Linked DNA regions of Homo sapiens: region 1 is linked to region 2. Evidence: chromatin contacts called from ENCODE Hi-C data. All regions are on one chromosome and are shown on one strand. Each heading gives the region's core, a stretch centred on a gene start or an enhancer-like site at or near the end of the contact. The rest is flanking DNA. Distances are from core to core; before and after follow the strand shown. Region 1 holds the start of LOC124900728 (a long non-coding RNA gene). Region 2 overlaps ARHGAP24 (Rho GTPase activating protein 24).

Region 1 (6,913 bases), core at 3,963-6,462, 230 kb after region 2:
GAAAGAGAGTACTAGAGTCAGAAGAGAAGAAATTATTGGATAAATCTTTTTAAAAACTCTAATATTTAAAGGTCAATTAGAGTCAGCAAAAGACATTCAGACAACAGAGAAATTAGGGAAAAACCTAGAGAAAACAAAGAAACAAAGGAAAGAAGGTGCTTCAAGGAAAGAGTGGTCAATAGTGATGAACACTTCTAGAAAGTCAAGTCACTGAAAAGTGAACATTATCAAACACGCAGCTTGTGAGTCATGTAAGTGGAATGCTGGGTGCATCAACCAGGCTGCAGTGGGTACAGTGAAGAAATAGATTCAGTATAGACAGTAGGCAAACAAAAAAATAGAATAGCGGGAAGTCAAAGTACTTTTTTTAATGACACAGACTTTTAAGTATATCTCAGCACTGAATGAAATGATCCACTAAAGAGAGAAATTTAAAGATAGAGAAAGGATAGCTGGGCGTGGTGGCTCATGCCTGTAATCCCAGCATTTTGGGAAGCCGAGGCAGGTGGATCACCTAAGGTCAGGAGTTCGAGACTAGCCTGGCCAACATGGTGAAACCCCATCTCTACTGAAAATACAAAAATTGGCCGGGTGTGCTGGCAGATGCCTGTAATCCCAGCTACTCAGGAGGCTGAGGCAGTGGAATTCTTGAACCCGGAAGGCAGAGGTTGCAGCGAGCCAAGATCATGCCATTACAATCCCACCTGGGTGACAAGAGCAAAACTCCATCTCAAAAAACAAACAAAAAAAAAAAAGAAAAGGAAAAGAAAGAAAAGGAAAGAAAGAGAAGAGAGAAGAGATAATCAAGAGAAGGCTTATCACAACTATGTCTAAGTCTACCTTGTTTTCACAGCTATAAAATGGGGAAAAGAATATCTACCTCATAAGATTATACTACCAATTAAATAATATGGTGCGGGTAGAATGCTTAGTAAAATTTCTGGCACACAGAATGTGTTTAATAAATTGGTGCTTAAGATGAATCTAGCAGCTAACATACATATTAGTCTTATACATATTAGATGCTCAACAAGTATTCGTTAAATCTTGAGTGAACATGATTCTGGCACATAATTTTTGATTATTGGGAATATAAAAGATTCTGATGCATCTTACTGTATACTGGGTTATAGCTACACCTTGGATATTCACTGATTATAATGATGATATATGATGTTTGCTCTCTGATGATGTTGATGTTTTGGGTATTTGTTTTCACAGGGTACTATTTTTCTGCCTGGAAATAAAGTTTCTGAGCATCCCTGCAATGAAGAGAACCCAGGGAAGTTCCTTTTTGAAGTAGTTCCAGGTAAGATATTTTCCTAGTCTGATTAAATTATTGTCATCCTGTGTTGGTAAAGGTGAAGATGGGTCAGACAGGTTTCATTCTTTTTTGAATCATGACTGAGAACCTTAATTTGAGGCTTGGTTAGTGTTGACGCAGATAATGACTGCAGGTTTATATACTAGTACAAATGAATGCACTCACACACACATACTCTGACCACATAACTACTGGATTTTCATTTGTCCATGAGACTCCATAGTTGACCACAAGTCATGATACAGTATTTGTTCAGGACTATTGGAGATGAATTTGATTTTACAGCGCTCTTGTGATGTGAAATTTGACAAGGGGTTATAGGTTGAATGCTTTGCCCAGTGGAATCACTGACATATTTCCTCACAAAATTGTATCTTCAAGGAGGTTTTGCAAAAAACAAAAAAAAAAACAAAAAACAAACAAACAAAAAAAAACAACTCTTACTACTTAATACTTGTAATACTGACCAAGTATTACAGTTCTGTACCTCAGCTTTGCTCCCAACCAACCACTTCCACATGTTTTGCTGGTAGAGCTGAGGACAGCTCTGCCAAGACATCAAATCCCTCAGTTAAACTTTTGAAACATCCTTTCGTTTTTCCTAGTCATCTGTATTCATTCCTCTTAGTGAACCTGATCTCCACTAAAGTCTTTGACTAACCCAGCAACAATTCCTCCAAGGCCATGTTGTCTACCTCTTTGATCAATTCTTCAACTTTTCCTTATCCCTCAATGTAAGAAAAAGGGAGGTAGGAATCTGGCTCCGGTTGACCGTTTGTGTAATATTGATATTGATTTGATCACAGTCTAGGGTGGATGTGAATTTATTTGGGTAAGTAATGTGGAGTTCTTATCAATAATGCAGTCAATAAAATGTATTTTTCCTATATTTATATTAAATGCTGGGAATCTAAAATGGAAAAGCATATTTTCCCCTCGATGAAAACAGCTGTGGCACTAAGTTCATCTGGCTCATGATGGAATCCATGACTAAATGTGAATTAATGCAGCTGAAGTGCAGAAAGGTTAGTCAGATGCAATGTGTTATTTGTTTCCCTCCAGGGAGAACATATTTTAAGAAACCTGAATCTTATTTGCCTTATTAAAATCCTTTTATTCTTACTTCTTAGTGGAATACCCTGTATAGAACCAGATTCCAGATGTTACAAAGTCTTTGAAGTATCAGTAGAGGAAATGTCTTTTCCGATTTATTCTCAGACAATAGCGCATGTTGGCTTTTAAATCAGCGTGGTATTGAACTGATGGTTGACTCTTTATCTCCAATAATGCTAGAGGTCTACTTTTCCATTCAGTCTGCTAGCTGCAAGGAGGTTTCATCTTTTGGTGAAGAAGTTCTCAAGTAATATAGACGGATATTTTCAATACTGTTTTAGAGAGAGCCATGTCTTCAAGACCAGGAAGTAACAGATAAAACCTCTTCTCCAACATTGCTATTCTAAATCATCTGTTTCACATGCAGTGCGTATGACATAATGGCTTTTGATGAACAAAGCCTAAGAAGTTTAAGACTGTGTAATATGGAATATGAAGGTTGTCCTTTCAAACAAATTTATAGGAAATTCAAGCTTGCTTCTGTAATTATGGACTTAAATATAGTATGTGAGTAGATCATTTGAAAAGATGCTTCCTGAATTATTAATACAGTATGTAATAGCTGCTAAATTAGGTTTTATAATTCTAAATCATCTTACGGAGTGTGAAGAGAAGTGTTCCAAATGTATCTTTGAAGACAGAGCTGGAAAGACAAAGCACTACATTGAGAATCCAGTGTCTGTGTCATTCATCCTGGTCACTGGGGCTTTACTGGTGTGCCCTTGACATCAGGATGGCATTTCTAGGCAAATGCTTTTGTACTTCTGTGATAATGTGGGATCTGTATCAGGTTATTTTCATCAATATTTGCATTATTGGGGTTATTTAGGGATAACATAACAATTACTTTATCTTTGCAAATGGGAATGACAAGATAATATTTTTCAATTTTTTCAATGGTGTAATTGTTTAACATGATAATTTGGGATGTTACAACAGAGTGTTTTTATTTGTCAGAATGCATAGGAGGCAGCAAGGATTGCAGAAATGTGGTTGGTAATGTGTATAGAACCCTCGGCAGGCCGTGGGCCTACCTGGCAGCAGATCCTCATAAAGCATATTTATTCTAGATTGGCTTTCTCTATAAAATTCTTTCAATTGCCACTTCTGAAAATCTATCATAAAGATGATGCTTACAAACCCAACAAGTGTCTATCTTTACGGATAGCTAACTCAAGCCTAACTCTCCAGAGTTTATGAGTGAGTAGGAGAGGATTACATATTTTAATTTCATCTGCCCATAATGATTTCCAACAAAACTAACAAAAGCCTCTAGCAAGCTCTTTGCCATATATTTTAGCACTATATGCATACGTACACATTTGTGTGTGTGTTACGAATACAGTTTATCCATATGTGCACTGTATGTCCTTATAATTTTTCCATGTGTGTATATATATATATATATATATATATATATATATATATAGGAATTTTTATTTTGTTTTATTTTTGCTTTTGCTTTATGCTGAAATATCCCATGAAACCAAGGAAAATCATATTAAAAAAACAAGAATTTTCAATAAAATTGAGCGTCTCAGGTCTTTGTGTATTACTTATTTATATTTGTTTACAAATTATATTTGTATGCATATTTTAGGCTTTTGTAAAAACCTATCTGAAAATAAATCTACCATGTTTTAGGGTTGATTTCCTATAGATTCATTATCCTATGAAATGAATTATCTCTCTGAATAATGCCATGAGTTATAGATTTTTCGCTCCAAATTTTTCCTATTTCTCTACTTGTTATTCAAAGGGATATCAGCCAAATTGGCAAATTTGAAGTCTTCTCTTTCAGACATGCCAAATTTTAGACTGAAGTGAACTATTATGGCCAAAGTCCAAGCTTTTGGGAAATGTGGTTGAGAAAGAAAGATTGGCAAATCTTTAATGAACAGTTCTTGAAGAAAGAACATGCAGTTGGTTTCTGCTTCTCTAAATGTGTTCTAGTTGAATTTTCCTTGAAATGTTTTAAAAAAATAAAGAGTAGTTATTGGAATAATGATGCCTTAGCTTTCTTAGGAAAGAAGTTTCTCAGAGAAAAAAATAAAATGACAAAGAAACAGACAAGAAATAGGCAAAACAAGACAAAGGAGGACTATATGTATCTCCATATATTTAGAAACCACATCTTTCTTGCTTTTTACTGTATACCTAACACCTGGAAATAGCACAGTATAACATATGGTGCTAAACAAATATTTCTTGAAGTGCATATATTTACCAGGCTTATGGAAGAATCTCAGTCATATGAAACTGCCCCCACTCTGCTATGTTGAACTATTTCCTGTTGCATAGGACCTTTTCTCCCCTGTTCCCGCAAAGACCTCTTTGTCACTCTAGTGGCAAAAGTGAAGAGAAACTCCTTACATGTTTCCTTTCCTACTTTTCTGCCTTCCTTTCTGATGATGAGACCAAGAGACGGATGGAAGAAGGTAGAGATCTTCCTACACAGATGATACTGCTGGGGCATAGCCCCTTCACACTGACTGGTCGTTACAGACTTTCCTCTCTAAAGGCTGAATCTTTCACAGATGCATTTGTGGATTTTTCAGGGTCTCTGGAATTAGAAATCCACTTCACATGCTAGTATTCTCCCAGCATTGGGATAGTCCTGTTGGATGGGATACAGCGAAAGGCCTCAAAGGCCAGCTGCTTGCTTTGTGTTTATTCAGCAACTAGGAAACTCATGTACCCTGGCCTGCAACGTAAGGGAAATGCAGGCTGTTCCACTGTTGCTGCCTCCTTTGGCTTGTCACTTTCTCCAGGGGTTATCAGCTTCAGTGCCCAGCAAGGTCAGTGGCTTGCCAAGCTTCAGAGGCCATCATGAGTCCCTGACTTAGAGAAGGAGTGAGTCACTGTTCTAACACACATCAAAATTTACCAGCAATACTCTTGTTCTGATAGTTGGGAGAATTCCTAGTCCTCCCCCTCAAAAACCAGTGCTGATTTTGAAAACTGCTTCCTCCAAGTAGCACTTCCTCTTTTCTAGTTTCCCCCTCAAAACAGTCAGGGCCATTTGGGTTCTCAGAAGTGCAATGCTTTCTCTCAGTAAACCTGGCAGAGAAGTGGCTAGGTGCAATTTCCATCGGTCTTTTCAGCTTAGAATGTGGAGTTTTAGCCTCTTTTGGGGGGTGGGGGGTGGACCTTAGCTGCAGTTCCTGGATAATGGGGATAAAACGTTTTATTTACATCTATCTATAATCTTAGATTGGATTCCAGGAAACACGCTGATGGAGAATGACATTAGATTGTCATGGGAAAGGTTCTCCGAAGATATTTTTTCTGCAAGAAAGTGAGGAAAGCAGGATGCGACAGGAACACCTGCCCTGCAACGCTGTAGCAACTGAAGTCTTAGCTGATCCAGTGGGGTCCCCTGAGGCGGTGATCCCTCTCAAGTTTGCTTCAAACTGAGGGGCTGGGGCTTTGTTTCCTCTTGCTAACTAGTCATTGATTGGGAGCAGGAAGACAGATAAACTTGGGTGAAGCTGTTCCTGCTGCGTTGTAGAACAATTCCCATGAGAATCTCTTTGTGCCTTCAGCAACCAATATACCAGTCTTTGGGATCTAGAGAGAGTACTACAGTATCCGTTATAATGTCTGTAGCCTTATCAGTATCTAGACATCTGTATTCCAGGCAATGTTCCAGGCTGTTTGCACGTATCGCTTTATTTAATCCTTACTACAACTCTATGAGGCAAGCAATGTCATTATCTTTATTCTGCAAACGACAGATCTGAGGCACAGAGAAGTAATTTGATCCAGGTTAAAAAGCTAACACTGGGCCAGGCGCTGTGGCTCACGCCTGTAATCCCAAAATTTTGGGAGGCCGAGGTAGGGGTATCACCTGAGGTGATCCTGAGGTTGGGGCTTGGATCCAAGGTGGGGGGATCCTGAGGTTGGGACTTGGAGACCAGCCTGACCAACATGGAGAAACCCCGTTTCAATAGAATATTAAAACACAAAATTAGCTGGGCGTGTTGGTGGGCGCCTATAATCCCAGCTACTCAGGAGGCTGAGGCAGGAGAATCCCTTGAACCCAGGAGGCGGAGGTTGTGGTGAGCAGAGATCTCACCATTGCACTCCAGCCTGGGTGACAGAGTGAGACTCCATCTCAAAAAATAAAGTAAAAAAGGCCTGGAGCCTATTTTCTGAAATATGAGCATGTGAAGTTATTTTTTGAACTGGAATGGATACACTGGTATCTTTCCAGACTCATTCATTAAGAATGAGAATTTTGGCACTTGATAAGAGTAGGCATTTTTGTTTTTTAGCACCTATTTATAATACAATATATAATACAAATAGGCACTAGATAGAGATGCCCACTTACAGTTCTTTTGAAAGCATGTTCTAAGGCTACAACAATCCCATCATGAAAAAGTGGGGAGAAACAGACATTTTCCAGCAGTGATCTTCCTTATTATGAATAAAGGTAACAAAGGTGGATTCTACGGATGGAGTGCTTTCTTA
Region 2 (6,777 bases), core at 1,285-3,784:
TTTCATCTTTTATCATAAATAGAATAGCGAACTCTTTCTTTCAGTGAAGCACTCTTCCTCCTAGTCACACTTAGTGATTACAAAGTTCTGTTTTCTTTTATACAAATGCCAACATTTTTGTAACTTCTTGGCTTATGAAGAGTGAGTGTTTAGAGTTACCGGGAACCATGAAAAGGAAGATACCACCGGTGTTTATTTACTGAGATTTAATAAGAGAGTCATCAATATGGCATTTTCACCCTTTTCCTGCCGAAATCTGGGAGAGCTTTTGGTTGCATGTGCCTTTCAGGCTTAGCATTTGTAAAACAGAAACAGCTTGTGAGTTTTACCATAGGACAGGGCTTTCAGCAGAAATAGGTCTATCACAGTTACTGTGAATATGTGCACAGGAATCCTTGCTATGGTGGGAATGTTTGTTTGTTTACTTTTCATAACCAACAGCAAACAACTCTTCTCTGAAGAAATATATTTCTCCTCTGACTTTTGAGAAGATTTTAACGTTTTGCATGATGTGTAGATCACCTTTTGACCACAAATATATGTCACATCACATTGGACAGGTTTCAAATCACAACCGTGAAGTTCAACAGCATACTGATAAAAATGGCCATGCAACACTGTGAAGATTAACATGTAGCAAGCTCCCGGGTATATTAAGTGGTAATAATAAAAAAGGCAGAGTCTTAGGTGCCCCATAGTTCATGGTTTGCACCACATTTTCACACGAGTTTTGTAGATGTCTAACTACGGACACTAGCACCCATACTTTGGTGACAGGTCAAAAACCTTTTGGGAAATTAATATTACCCAAATGTGTTTTGGTGAAAGTCTATCCTTTCTGAGAAAAGTCCCGCCAACAAAATACAGAGAAATGAGTATGAAATTTAGGAATGAACCAAAAAAAAGTCATTTTGTGATGTTTACAAGTGGACAAGGAAGGAAGTCATTTTGGGCAAAGGGAACCCACATGCAAAGCCGTGTTATGAGAATATTGGATATTTGGCAAATGCCCCGAGTTTAGTGTGAATTTGTACACTGTTGATAAAGAGGAAGGAATGGAATCAGGAAATATGAAACGGTTAAAACGATTAAACTTGGTGACTAATAGAAGTAGTAAAGAAGAAAGGATTGGAAATATCCCAACCAACTGAGCTTATTAGTCACAGATGTTGGTGAATAAATCCCACCATGCCCCATCCATTCCTGACAAGCCCAATCAGGGTACAAAATCATGTGCTTTGGTGAGACCTAGAGATAAAGTTTCATGTCTCAGCTCTGTCAAAGTACTCTGTGTAACACTGGGAAAACAACTTCTGTGAGCTTTAAATTCAGCGTCTAGAAAATAATACTTATTTCTCAGAAATTTTGTAAAGATTAATTGTGGGAGAGAAGTCACTTTGAAATAATTATATAAATGCAAAATATATTATCTTCTTGTCCACTGCTACTAATTGTCAACATTAAAAATGTATATCTGCAAAATCAGTTCTTCTATGCTAAATTAAGAAATGCAGCACCGGCCAGGCACAGTGGCTCATGCCTGTAATTCCAGCAATTTGGGAGGCTGAGGCAGGTGGATCTCCTGAGGTCTGGAGATGGAGACCAGCCTGACCAACCTGGTAAAACCCTATTTCTACTAAAAATACAAATTAGCTGGACGTGGTGGTGCAGGCCTATAATCCTAGCTAAATGAGAGAATGAGGCAGGAGAATTGCTTGAACCCAGGAGGTGGAGGTTGCGGTGAGCCAAGATCGTGCCATTGCACTCCAGTCTGGGTGACAAGACCAAAACTCAGTCTGGAAAAAAACAAAAGAAAGAAAGAAAAGGAAAAGAAATGCAGCACCATGTCCCTAACTTTTTAGTTTTACTGTTGTAACAGTCTTTGAACACACGGCAGTTTTGCCAGGTTTGGGTCTCCCTCGGTGTTCAATTTCCTTCTCCAACTTGTAAATTTCTATTCTAAATAAAACAAGAGGTAATTATGGTTGAGTTCCTTTTTCTCTTAAGTTGGTTAATAAAAAGTGTAGAGTCCTTTATGCAAGTAAAATAAATGCACAAGCTAATAGTTTATTTTCTTTTCTTTGGTAACAAGAACAAGGAGATTTTTGTGAGGAAACAAAATACTTGTTTGCCAAGAATTTGTGATAATGTGTCAAAGGTGACTAATATCTTGAATCTCATCCAGACACCTACTACAGGGGAATTAAGGACACAGTAAAATAATGGCCATCTTATACCTGGGTTGGCTCCTAACATCAAATTATGATGTGGCTTGTGGACTAGGGAGCTGGGCCTGGCCATGCTAGCTTTGTGTGTGCTTTCCTTGCTCCTTTAAGCCAACACTAGAGAGAAAGCAGACTGAATAGTTGTGTTGCTATCTTCTCTGTGACCTACTTACTTTGGTATTCTAAATTTTTCAATTATATTAATGGAAAAAGGAGGAGAGCCCTAGAAGAGAGTGACCTGTGCCCTGTTTGTGAGCTCAGCCTCGTGCTGAACAGCCCTAACTCCCTGCCCCAAATGGGGAAATCCACGGGCCTGTGTAGATGTCTTGGCCACAAGGAAGTGAGGAGACCACAGGCCCGTGTAGTCATCTTAGCCACAAGGAAGTGAAGAGACTAAAGACAGTCTTTCTCTCCTAAAGCCTAGAGAAGAATTAGAATCGTGGGGAATTGATCCCAGGAATCTAGATTCTAACAGATTGCTCGAGTGAGCCTTCTCTACACTAAACTTCAAGAATATTTATGAAAAATTTCACCATCTTGTATGATACTTGTATTAGTAAATTAAATGTAGCTGTTAATAATCAGTAAGCACTTATCCATACTTCTAAGAAAATGAAAGTTCCCTCTAAAAGGAAAGGAACAAATTGAGAACTTATTATTTTCAAATATTGTCATACATTTATTTTTTCTTTTATTTGCTTCAGACAACTTAGAATTTCACTGTATAAACTAGTGTCATCCATGAGATTAGAGAAGAAACCTCACAGTTAAGCTCCTCTCATTTATTCCACAGCTTATTCTTATTTATAATCAGCTTGTTGTTGTTTGCTTCGTAGTTATTACTAAGTGGTTATCACTTTCATTAGACCTTGCTTAGAATGTCTTCGAATTTAAATCAGATATATTATTTTAGAGTGAGAACATATACCAACATTTGAAAGAATATATAAATATGTATTTGGTAATGGCAGCATTGCTAAAATAAATGTATGACCTTCTAAGTGACTGGTCTAAAAAGGGCATTGATGATAGGTTTAGTTCATATTAGAATTTCAAGCCTCTAGTTTTATAAACAATCTCTCTATTTGATTTCAATGTTAATGAAATACTCTGCTTTAGAATCATTCAGAAGATAGCATATACTATCACTAGCAAGCATTCACATGGCTTTAAGTGGGAGAGAAATACTAGAGGAAAACTAGAAAGCCTTTATCACCACTTCGTTTCCTGTTTTCCTCTTGTCTTTGGTGACGATTCAAGGTCTAAATATTTGAAGCTATGAAAAATTAAGAATATTCTCCAGAGGTTCAAATGAAGAGAGCTCTTACCTAGCCTGCAGCCTTGGTGGGGCCAAGATTGGCTCCTAGAATATTAGCTACTATGACTATCTTTCATTATCACCTCTTAGAGAAGGGAAGCATTAAACAACAAAGAATAAACCAGAATAAGACAAAGAAACATTTGGCTTAAAGATGAGTACGGAAGAAGAAATCTCTATAGAGACTCATCTAGGTCTGTGCTGTTCCGTGTGGTAGGCACAGCTAATGATCATATGCATTGAGGTTAGTATGAATGAGGAACAGAGTTTTTAAGTTTCTAACTTTAATTTTAATGAACTTATATTTAAGTTTAATAATCGGTACTATTTTTAATTATTGGAAAAAAAGTTAAGCTTATTGGGGGAACAACTCACCTCTGGAGATCTACTTTTTAAACTGTAAATTTTATGAAGCCTAATACCAACTAAGTATTTGTGATAAAATTTAGCATCCAAATTGAGATGTACTGGAAATGTAAAATACACACTAGATTTTTAAGACATAGTATGAAAAAAAGAATATAAAATTTTCACTAATATTTTGAAGTATGTTTACATGTTGCAATGATATATTTTGGGTATGTTGGGTTTAAAATAGGTTATTAAGATTAATTTCACCTGTTTCTTTTTACCTTTTTAATGTAGATACTAGAAAATTTAAAATGTGGCTTCTATTATATTCCTATGGGACAGTACTCATCCAGATGCTTATGACAGCCCAGATTTCTGTAGTGCTGGAAACTGAGAAGTCTGGTGTTCCCTGGTATTCATTTCAGTGCCATGGCTCTACAAGGGAATAAAAATGTATTAATCAGTGATGAAATATGTCCTTGGAAAATAATTTGAAAACTTTATTACTGAGAATACAGATTATTAACTAAATGGTAATAGTACTGTCCTAATAAGTACCAACTCATTAAAACAACTAGGAATATTTAGAGTGAGGACTGTATAAATGTTTACCAAAATGTTTTTCTTGTTCCAGATTTCCTTCTTATAACTTTTAAAGTAATTTATTTTAGTCAGGATTAACTAAGCAAAATATGTTGTTATAATTATATCACATGATGCATTTAAATTAAGCAATAACTATGAATCATCTCAGATGTGGAAAGCTCATGGCCTCAGAATGGAATATGGGGACTCATAAGACTTTTTTATTATGATGATACTTTAAGTTCTAGGGTACATGTGCACAACGGGGAGGTTTGTTACATAGGTATACATGTGCCATGTTGGTTTGCTGCACCCATCCACTCGTCATTTACATTAGGTATTTCTCCTAACGCTGTTCCTCCCCCAGCCTCCCACCCCCCCACCAACAGGCCCTGGTGTGTGATGTTCCCCACCCAGTGTCCAAGTGTTCTCATTGTTCAATTCCCACCTACAAGTGAGAACATGCGGTGTTTGGTTTTCTGTCTTTGTGATAGTTTGCTCAGAATGATGGTCTCTAGCTTCATCCATGTCCCTGCAAAGACATGAACTCATCCTTTTTTATGTCTGAATAGAATAGTATTCCATGGTGTATATGTGCCACATTTTCTTAATCCAATCTATCAGTGATGAACATCTGGGTTGGTTCCAAGTCTTTGCTATTGTGAATAGTGCCACAATAAACATATGTGTGCATGTGTCTTTATAGTAGCATGATTTATAATCCTTTGGGTATACACCTGGTAATGGGATGGCTGGGTCAAATGGTATTTCTAGTTCTAGATCTTTGAGGAATTGCCACACTGTCTTCCACAATGGTTGAACTAGTTTACAGTCCCACCAACAGTGTAAATGCATTCCTATTTCTCCACATCCTCTGCAGCATCTGTTGTTTCCTGACTTTTTGATGATGGCCATTCTAACTGGCTTGAGATGGTATCTCATTGTGGTTTTGATTTGCATTTCTCTGATGGCCAGTGATGATGAGCATTTTTTCATGTGTCTGTTGGCTGCATAAATGTCTTCTTTTGAGAAGTGTCTGTTCATATCCTTTACCCACTTTTTGATGGGGTTGTTTTTTTCTTGTGAATTTGTTTAAGTTCTTTGTAGAATTTGGATATTAGCACTTTGTCAGATGGGTAGATTGCAAAAATTTTCTCCCATTCTGTAGGTTGCCTGTTCACTCTGATGGTAGTTTCTTTTGCTGTGCAGAAGCTCTTTAGTTTAATTAGATCCCATTTGTCTATTTTGGCTTTTGTCACTACTGCTTTTTGTGTTTTAGTCATGAAGTCTTTGCCTATGCCTATGTCCTGAATGGTATTGCCTAGTTTTTTTTTCTAGGGTTTTTATGGTTTTAGGTCTAACATTAAAGTCTTTAATCCATCTTGAATTAATTTTTGTATAAGGTGTAAGGAAGGGATCCAGTTTCAGCTTTCTACATATGGCTAGCCAGTTTTCCCAGCCCTATTTATTAAATAGGGAATCCTTTCCCCATTTCTTGTTTTTGTCAGGTTTGTCAAAGATCAGATGGTTGTAGATATGCGGTGATATTTATGAGGCCTCTGTTCTGTTCCATTGGTCTATATCTCTGTTTTGGTACCAATACCATGCTATTTCGGTTACAGTAGCCTTGTAGTATAGTTTGAAGTCAGACAGTGTGATGTCTCCAGCTTTGTTCTTTTTGCTTAGGATTGTCTTGGCAATGTGGGCTCTTTTTTGGTTCCATATGAACTTTAATGTAGTTTTTTCCAATTCTGTGAAGAAAGTCATTGGTAGCTTGATGGGGATGGCATTGAATCTATAAATTACCTTGGGCAGTATGGCCATTTTCATGATATTGATTCTTCCTATCCATGAGCATGGAATGTTCTTCCATTTGTTTGTGTCCTCTTTTATTTTGTTGAGCAGTGGTTTGTAGTTCTACTTGAAGAGGTCCTTCACATCCCTTGTAAGTTGGATTCCTAGGTATTTTATTCTCTTTGTAGTAATTGTGAATAGGAATTCACTCATGATTTGGCTCTCTGTCTGTTATTGGTGTATAGGAATGCTTGTGAGTTTTACACATTGATTTTGTATCCTGAGACTCTGCTGAAGTTGCTTATCAGCTTAAGGAGATTTTGGGCTCAGAAGGTGGGGTTTTCTAAACATAGAATCATGTCATCTCCATACAGGGACAATTTGACTTCCTCTTTTCCTAATTGAATACCCTCTATTTCTTTCTCTTGCTTGATTGCCCTGGCCAGAACTTCCAACACTATGTTGAATAGGAGTGGTGAGAGAGGGCATCCTTGTCTTGTGCCA

Evidence for each region. A loop is a pair of places that touch in the nucleus more often than their neighbours do. Pooled maps may share reads with other maps.
Region 1: a pooled map of posterior vena cava shows a loop between it and region 2 (2.2-fold over the local background). The contact joins two enhancer-like sites. A Hi-C loop is called at or near these places in 1 of 168 maps with a recorded cell type or tissue (right cardiac atrium) and 8 of 50 pooled maps.

What each region holds. Positions count from the first base shown.
Region 1 is chr4:85,720,664-85,727,576 of GRCh38, forward strand. ARHGAP24 (Rho GTPase activating protein 24) reads left to right here. Exons shown (of 10, transcript NM_001025616.3): 3 at 1,222-1,309. It overlaps LOC124900728 (a long non-coding RNA gene), which reads left to right and starts at 1,327. Exons shown (of 2, transcript XR_007058169.1): 1 at 1,327-2,349; 2 at 2,455-3,981. It overlaps MIR4451 (microRNA 4451), which reads left to right and starts at 1,805; the gene lies at 1,805-1,870. Within about 2 kb of position 5,213, at least 17 of the 41 ENCODE cell types and tissues checked have a DNase peak (open chromatin) inside an H3K27ac peak, as active enhancers do.
Region 2 is chr4:85,496,022-85,502,798 of GRCh38, forward strand. All of the region lies in intron 1 of ARHGAP24 (Rho GTPase activating protein 24), which reads left to right. Among named protein-coding and RNA genes, the nearest start is that of ARHGAP24, 24 kb to the left of the region's middle. RefSeq lists an enhancer at 2,381-2,430. Within about 2 kb of position 2,535, at least 19 of the 41 ENCODE cell types and tissues checked have a DNase peak (open chromatin) inside an H3K27ac peak, as active enhancers do.